Regions from separate parts of the Homo sapiens genome. Here region 2 is linked to region 1. The links are chromatin loops, found by intact Hi-C in ENCODE. Cell type or tissue: mammary epithelial cell. All regions are shown on one strand.

What was found. Peaks named below come from ENCODE experiments on the same cell type or tissue, not always from the same donor. Only the 100,000 strongest peaks of a DNase experiment are listed, where the experiment ranks them.
Region 2: a loop joins it to region 1, with 4 times the contacts of the local background. A loop is called at or near these places in 1 of 110 quality-filtered maps.

The regions. Positions count from the first base shown.
Region 1 is chr17:4,943,795-4,947,794 of GRCh38, reverse strand. RNF167 (ring finger protein 167) reads right to left here. Exons shown (of 10, transcript NM_015528.3): 9 at 3,157-3,237; 10 at 2,573-3,080. The coding sequence ends at 2,779. It overlaps PFN1 (profilin 1), which reads left to right. Exons shown (of 3, transcript NM_005022.4): 2 at 975-1,167; 3 at 1,798-2,143. The coding sequence ends at 1,895. Among named protein-coding and RNA genes, the nearest start is that of PFN1, 2.7 kb to the left of the region's middle. RefSeq lists enhancers at 1,356-1,435, 2,106-2,275, 2,336-2,425, 2,436-2,485, 3,356-3,405 and 1 more. In mammary epithelial cell, no CTCF peak of the experiment used is centred here; a DNase peak (open chromatin) is centred at 2,404; H3K4me3 peaks cover 2,396 bases; H3K27ac peaks cover 3,270 bases.
Region 2 is chr17:4,850,640-4,854,639 of GRCh38, reverse strand. The region is part of intron 1 of MINK1 (misshapen like kinase 1); the gene reads right to left. Among named protein-coding and RNA genes, the nearest start is that of MINK1, 19 kb to the right of the region's middle. RefSeq lists an enhancer at 1-794. In mammary epithelial cell, a CTCF peak has its summit at 1,924; DNase peaks (open chromatin) are centred at 119, 1,019 and 1,979; H3K27ac peaks cover 3,041 bases.

The sequences.
Region 1 (4,000 bases):
CCCACCCTCTGTGGGCTTCTGGCCCCTCCTAACTCCGTTAGAGAGGGCGAGGCCACCACACGCCCCCCCAGCTCAGCACGTTGGATTCAACATTCCTGCGAGGCCAATCCCGGAAGTCCCCTCGCCCTCCCTTCCCGCCATCCGGCGGGGCCTGGAGCAGGGGAACTTTGTGAGAAGTTCTGAGACAGCATAAGCGAAAGTATATTGGTTTACTACCGCTGCTCCCACCACCATCTCCCTGTCCACACTGCCCGGAAGTGGGGAGGGGGAGCGGAAGTTCAAAAGGGGGGGGAAGGGGGTTTCCGGGCGGGAGGGGACCGGATGTGGGGGCTTGGGGTGAAAGGGGGAGGGGGGAAAGGTTCCCGGGGTACCTAGACCCGAGAGCTGGCCTGCCGGGTCTGGCCCCTGTCCACCTTCAAAAGTTTTCCAACTTTCCCGGAAAGCCCCCAGGGGTCTGCTTCCTCATCTCAGAGCAGAGATACCTGGAGCTAAACTCTAGGTTACTTGGAGACCCAGGCGTCCGGGCCCTAACAGCTCCTGCAGAACCTTTGACCAAATAAGGGCAAAGTTGCTTCTCTTGCCTCGCCCGCCCCCCTCCCTTCCCCTCTCCGCTTCTGCTTTTCCTGAAGGAGAGTTCTGAGCATCCAAAGGCTCCTCACTTACCTCACTGACTCCCTTTATTTCCTGGGTTTACTTTCCCCATTAACACTGACATCTAAATCTCTAGAGGAGTATGTCATCCCTTCCTCCCTGGTTCCATATTCTAAGTTTCAGAATCATGATCTTTTTCTGCACTAACGTCCCACAGTCCTCAGAGTTTCTCACAGTTCATTGATGTGTACTGAGTATATAATTTATACTTAGCCCCCACGGCGGGGTGGTTCTCAGAAGTGGAAGACAGGTGGGTCTTTGGAGAACACGGTGGGAATCTTGGTGCACTGACTAACTTGATGGGCGCTTGGTTCCTCTTCCAGCCAGCTGAGGTGGGTGTCCTGGTTGGCAAAGACCGGTCAAGTTTTTACGTGAATGGGCTGACACTTGGGGGCCAGAAATGTTCGGTGATCCGGGACTCACTGCTGCAGGATGGGGAATTTAGCATGGATCTTCGTACCAAGAGCACCGGTGGGGCCCCCACCTTCAATGTCACTGTCACCAAGACTGACAAGAGTGAGTTCCTGAGTCTTACCCTTCCTTTAGCTCCAAGATCTCTAATGTACCGCCTTCTGGTAATCTTGAGGGTGCTTTTTTGTGTGATTCCCCAACATGAAGGGAGTCAGACCAGTATTGTGTTCCTTGTCTGCTGGATGCTGGAACACGGGATAGTCCCTCCATTCTGTCTCAGTTCCTCATCTTGTAATTCGAAGTTGCTGAACTGCATTACCTCTTAAATTACTTACTGCCTTGAGCTCGGATTAGAAACTGTTTTCTAGGAGTATAGGTAGATTGTTGGGGTCTTGAATCATCGAGTTCATCGTTTGAGTTCTTTTGTTAGAACCTGGAGGTGGCATGCACATCCACAGCCCTTTCTAGCCTGAACACATGAATCAACAGTCTATGAGCCTTTGACCCCTAAGTTTTTAGTCTGTTCCTCTCCAGCGTTTAAGCTTGATTTTCCTCTTTTGAAAAGCCTTATTGTTTCAGGGTGACTGACAGCCTGCCTGTGTGTGGTGGGGGGGCGGGTTGGGAGAGATGAGGTTGGGTTACAGCCCCCAGGGCTGGACAGCTGCTGAACAGCTGGCAGGGGGTGGAATTGTGACACCTGGATCCTAGCCTCCTTTCTCTTTCCTCCTCCTCCAGCGCTAGTCCTGCTGATGGGCAAAGAAGGTGTCCACGGTGGTTTGATCAACAAGAAATGTTATGAAATGGCCTCCCACCTTCGGCGTTCCCAGTACTGACCTCGTCTGTCCCTTCCCCTTCACCGCTCCCCACAGCTTTGCACCCCTTTCCTCCCCATACACACACAAACCATTTTATTTTTTGGGCCATTACCCCATACCCCTTATTGCTGCCAAAACCACATGGGCTGGGGGCCAGGGCTGGATGGACAGACACCTCCCCCTACCCATATCCCTCCCGTGTGTGGTTGGAAAACTTTTGTTTTTTGGGGTTTTTTTTTTCTGAATAAAAAAGATTCTACTAACAAGGTGCTGTGTGATTTGAGCTTGGGTGTCAGAATGGGGGATAGGCACTGTGACTTGCCTCCTTTATCGTGGCTTGGGAGCAGGGAGGTTGAGGTACTACAAGGTGCAGGAATTTGAGCTTCTGGCCAGGTGGCCCTGCCCCTCCACAGTGGCATTTCCAGGCCTAAGTCCTCAGTGTGCTGGTCAAATTGGTGGATGATGGAATAGAGCCATCTGGACCAGAGAATGGGTGCAGGCCTGCAGGCAAGGCAGGGCTAGTTGAGTCATCCTTGTGGGTGGGGCTCCCCCTTCTGAGTCATAGCAAATGCCGGCTGGGGCTGTCCCCATGACTATAGGTTAGTGTCTCTCAGCATTCCCTTGCTCCTTATGGCTAAAGGGGTGATTCCACCAAAGGGTTAAGTTCACCTGTGTGAGAATGATCTTACCCTTCCTTAGTCCACAAAGAAACAATTTTATTAGCCCAAGAAGTGAAGACCCAGTCCCTCTGCTTGCCCCAGCTCCACCCCAAAGCCCCTCAAAAGGATAGGTGTGGGTAAGGGAGAAGCTTGGGATGGAATGTCCCCTATCCCTCAGAAGACTGGAGGGAAGACGACGGTCTGTGCAAATAGGTCACCAGAGGTGTATGTGTGGGGGGTTATTAGACCAGGATAACAGGGGAAGAGGGAGGGGACAGTGGGGGATCTGTTGAAGGCCCAGGAAAAACAAGGGGAGCTGGGGCTAAGGAACCAAAGGAGGTGGGAAGAGTGGGGCTAGAACCCAAAAGTGGGGTCCTTTCTGAGGCAGGGTGGTCCCTTGGCTCCCCTTCATCACCCTCCTCTTGCCCTTGAGTTTCTTCCTCTTGGTCTTCGTCCCCAGGACCCCGATGAACAGGCTGCTTGCAAATGGGGCAGGTCTTCCGGGTCTGAGTGAGCCAGGGGTCCACGCAGCGGCTGTGGTAGGCTGCAGAGAGGAACAAGGTGAAGCACCTGGTGGCTGCTGGTGGCAGAGGGGCATGGGCAGGCAGTGAGGGCCTCACCATGAGCACAGGGGAGTACCCGCAGCTTGTCCCCATCCTCATATTCATCCAGGCAAATGGCACAGACATCATACTGGTCTCCTGGGACAGAAAGAAAATAATCTAGTCCTTCACTGAGCCACAATGACCCAGGGCTAAGGCTTTTAAAGCCTTGCAAAAATTTCCCCTCACCTACAAAGCCAGTGGAAGAGATAAGACAGGTAGGCAGGATAAGGTCAGGGCAGAACATGGAAGAATTTAGGGCTAGAAGGGACAAGCAAAGAGAAGCAGAGGTAAGAAGGGAAGTGGGTTTTTGGGGAGGTGTGAGGGTGGAGATAGGGAGTGGAAGGAACGGAAATGGGCAGGGCTTCTGCCACAGCCTTATACGGGCACTGGAGGCCCCAGGGCCTAAAGCCCCAGCCCCTTGGTACCGGTTTCTTCCTTCTCTAACTGAATCCTCCCCATTCCTCCCATTTTTCTGCTCTGTCCACATCCCCTATAAGCAAAGTCTATCCCTCTATTGTTTCCCACAATTATTTCACTTAATCATCTTTGCTTTCCATCTCCTCTCCCGTCTTCGTTGTATTTATGCATAAAAACAGAAGAAAAGACAGCATCTCAAGCTGAAACCTTCCTACTGCCATCTTTATTTTTATTATTATTTTTTTGAGAAAGGGACTCCCTCTGTCGCCCAGGCTGGAGCACAGTGGTGCAATCTCAGCCCCCGACAACCTCCGCCTTCCTGGTTCAAGTGATTCTCCTGTCTCAGTCTCCCAATTAGCTGGGACTACAAGTGCACACCACCATGCCCAGCTAATTTTATTTTTTTATAGAGATGGGGTCTCACCACATTGCCCAGGCTGGC
Region 2 (4,000 bases), 93 kb after region 1:
GAAAGGCAGTTTATAAATCACTCATGGATCTCTATGCCAGAGGGATGTGTGAGACACACGCATGCACACACACACTGACTTGCAGGTACATGCAGAGGCAGAAACAAGTCAGGACATGACACATACATGAATACACATACCATTCTCATCAGAAACCAGTCAGAGCAGAGGGGCCCTGCCTGGAGCAAGGAGACTGGAATTTATTCCCCTCCTCCTCTCAAAGGGTAATTTTGCTGCCTCCATGTCTAGGTTCCCCACAGATCTGGCTGCCTCAGACAGGGGCCCTGGTCTGGTGGCTGGACTCAGCCTGGAGGTCTTCACAGATGGAGGCCTATAAGAGGTGGCAGCTGACACCTGGAGGGAGCTGGATGAAAGCAGGCAGTGCAGAGTAGAGAAAGCCAGGTGGTGGGGGAGGGAGTGAGGGAGAAGAGGGGACCAGATTCAAGCAGCCTTGCGCTGGTTCTAAAATGGCCACAGCAAGGCAACGGACAGATGGTCCCTTTCTGATGCTGAGCCGGGGAAGTGGGGAAAGGGAAAAGGAAAAAATAAACACCATCACAGTCAGAAATTTAAAAATAAACTGAAAAACCTAAAAAATAAACCGTTTGCTTCTGAGGTTCCGTCTGCCTCCAGAACCTTCTAAGGGAAAATACAGAACTGCAGGCCTGGAAGGGCAGCCCCAGCCTCGGGTGTGAAGATAGTTGGAGGTCATTCTAGCCATCTCCTATCCCCAGCTGGAGTATCTTGCAAAGTCTTTCAGGCAGCGGAGGTGGTATCTCAGCCTTTACCTCCCCAGCACTTCTTCTCAAGTCTCACTGTAGGTAAGCGAGGCCATGGCTTTTCAAATGTCAGAGCCGTTTGATTCTGTCTCTCTCCCAAGAATCAGTTTCCGTCCGAGATCAGCAGAATCAAGTTCATCCTCTCACAGTTGCTGCCTCTCCTACCACCACCCAACTGCCCAGACTTTACAGTTCACAGGGTGCTTTCACAGTCATGACTGCATCTGCACTTAAACCTGCAGGGAAGCTTGGCAGGAATGACTAGCTCAGAGCACAGATGAGAAAGCCAGGGCTCTAACAAGTGAAATGTTTGTCAAGGTGAAGCAAGCGCTCAAACTTGCATAGCCTTCCGATGGCACACAGCAACAACCACACTCCCCCACCAACCACACTCTTCCCACCAACCACACTCCCCCCACCAACCACACTCCCCCTCAACCACACTCCACCAACCACACTCCCCCAACCACACTCTTCCCACCAACCACACTCCCCCCAACCACACTCTTCCCACCAACCACACTCCCCCACCAACCACACTCTTCCCACCAACCACACTCCCCCACCAACCACTCTACCTACCAACCACATTCCCCCCACCAACCACACTCTTCCCACCAACCACACTCCCTCACCAACCACACTCCCCCCACCAACCACACTCCCCCCACCAACCACACTCCCCCTCAACCACACTCCCCCACCAACCACACTCCCCCACCAACCACACTCCCCCCACCACACTCCCCCAACCACACTTCCCCCACCAACCACACTCCCCCCATCAACCACACTCCCCCCACCAACCACACTCCCCCTCAACCACACTCTCCCCACCAACCACACTCCCCCCACCAACCACACTCCCCCATCAATCACACTCCTCCACCAACCACACTCCCCACCAACCACACTCCCCCTCAACCACACTCCCCCCAACAACCACACTCCCCCACCAACCACACTCCCCCACAAATCACACTCCCCCACCAACCACACTCCCCCACCAACCACACTCCCCCACCAACCACACTCCCCCACAAACCACACTCCCCCACCAAACACACTCCACCCATCAACCACACTCCCCCACAAATCACACCCCCCCCACCCAGTAGATTCTGTCTCCCTCTGTGGGCCAAACAGGTTCTTCCTCAGGCTCACATATGACTGCTGTACAGCTGAATATCCCAGCTATGGTTTACCTGGAGCCTTGCCAATTCTCATGCTGGTGCCTTTTGGTTCTTGCTGGTGTGGGGATGAGGCAGAGGGGCAGGAACACTGCACTAACTAGTGGCTTTCTCTCTGTTCCTTCTCACTCCTGGGTCTCCACATGCTGTTCATCACTCTCCTCCTCTTTACCTGGATGCCTCGTGCCTGTGCCTCCCGACCTCCACTGAGACAATGTCACCTCCAGGAAGTGCCCCTCACAATCCTCTCCTCCCACAATACCCTGTACTGACTCTTTCGTGACACCAATTACATTTTTGTGATTGATTCTCTTATCTGTCTCCTCTGCTAGACTAAGTTCTTGGAGGTCAGGGCTGCCCTCAATACCTGTCTGTGGAATGAATGAATACAGAAATAAAAGAAAAACCTCCCTCCTTCCTTAATGCAGCAGTTATCTAGAAAAACCTCCCTCCTTCCTTAATGCAGCAGTTTCTCACACTAGTTTTGGATTATCTCCATCCTTCCAAAATAATCCTTGAATATTCACTTAAGTGGAATGCATTAGAGCAGCTACTAAAAGTGAATCTCCTTTTTGTCATATGAATCAGCACCTCATAATTTATATGCTTGGTAAATGTTTTACCAGAGAGTGGACTTTCTTAGTTTTTTTTTTTTTTTTTTTTTTTTTTTTGAGACAGAGTCTCACTCTGTTGCCCAGGCTGGAGTGCAGTGGGGTGATCTCAGCTCACCGCATCCTCTGCCTCCCCGATTCAAGTGATTCTCCTGTCCCAGCCTCCCAAGTAGTTGGGATTACAGGCACAAGCCACCACACCCGGCTAATTTTTGTATTTTTAGTAGAGACAGGGTTTACCTTGTTGGTCAGGCTGGTCTTGAACTCCTGACCTCAGGTGATCCACCCACCTTGGCCTCCTAAAGTGCTGGGATTACAGGCGTGAGCCACCACGCACGGCCCGAGAGTGGACTTTCTTAAGGCAGGGAATTCCTACGTGGTTGGCAAAAACCACACGGGAACACTAATAATGGCCCAAAGAGGTCGGGAGACAATGGGGCCAGGAGAGATGAAGGGAAGGCTTCTCGGAGGAGAAAAGAGCTCAGCGCAGTGGAAAGGAGAAGGAAACGGGCAGAGGCTGGGCTGGGTGAGAAGGGCCAAAGAAGTCCCCATCGCAGGGGGGCAGACAGCGAGCAGGAAGGCTCTAAGATGGAAGAGGGTAACTCAGGGGTAGGCTTTCTTAGCTGAGGACAACAGCAAGACAGGAGTGTGGTGAAATGGAATGATGGTGCTTAGTGTTTACTGCACTAAGAATCAGAAGGCCTGGGCACTGGTTCTGACTCTTCTGTATAATTTAGGCAAATCCGCAAATCACTTAACCTCTTGGAGGTTCTTTTCCTTATCTACCCAGGCCCATTTCACAAGAATTCACCGATGTGGAAACATTTTAAAATCCATAAAATGCTACAAATTTGCATAGAGTCATTATGAAGAAACTGGCTCCCACAAAGCAAGGCAAAACTGTGGCAAAAAGTGATTTACCAAAACTGTTGGCGTTACTGGGATTTAGGGTGAAGTGTGGCAGTTCAGGAGAGAAGAAACAAGATAAAAAGTAGAATTGAGAGGAAGGCAGGTGAGACAGAAGGGAGGAAAACCAGATCTGTGGCCTCGGAGGCAGGCTGACAGGGGCAGGGAGGAGGGCCAGTCCCTGGGAAGCAGACACCAGAGAGAGCAAGGAAGGGCACAGCATGGCAGTGGGAGGGGGCAGAAAGGAGATGCCAGGCCCGTTCAGGCTGGCAGATACCAAGCTAACGGAGGAGGACAACACTAGTAATGAGGGGTTGGATAATAATAAGGCTTCTTGCTGCTGGTTTTCAATTGCAGCACAAACAGATCATTATATCTTATTGCCAGCCTCCTTCTGTGGGAGTCAGGTGTCCACAAACCCAAGGAAGAGACTAGAGAAGCTTCATGACCAAGAAAACTTGTGACCTGTACCCATATGATTTCGAATTCCAGAAGACCAATGACAGGCCATGAG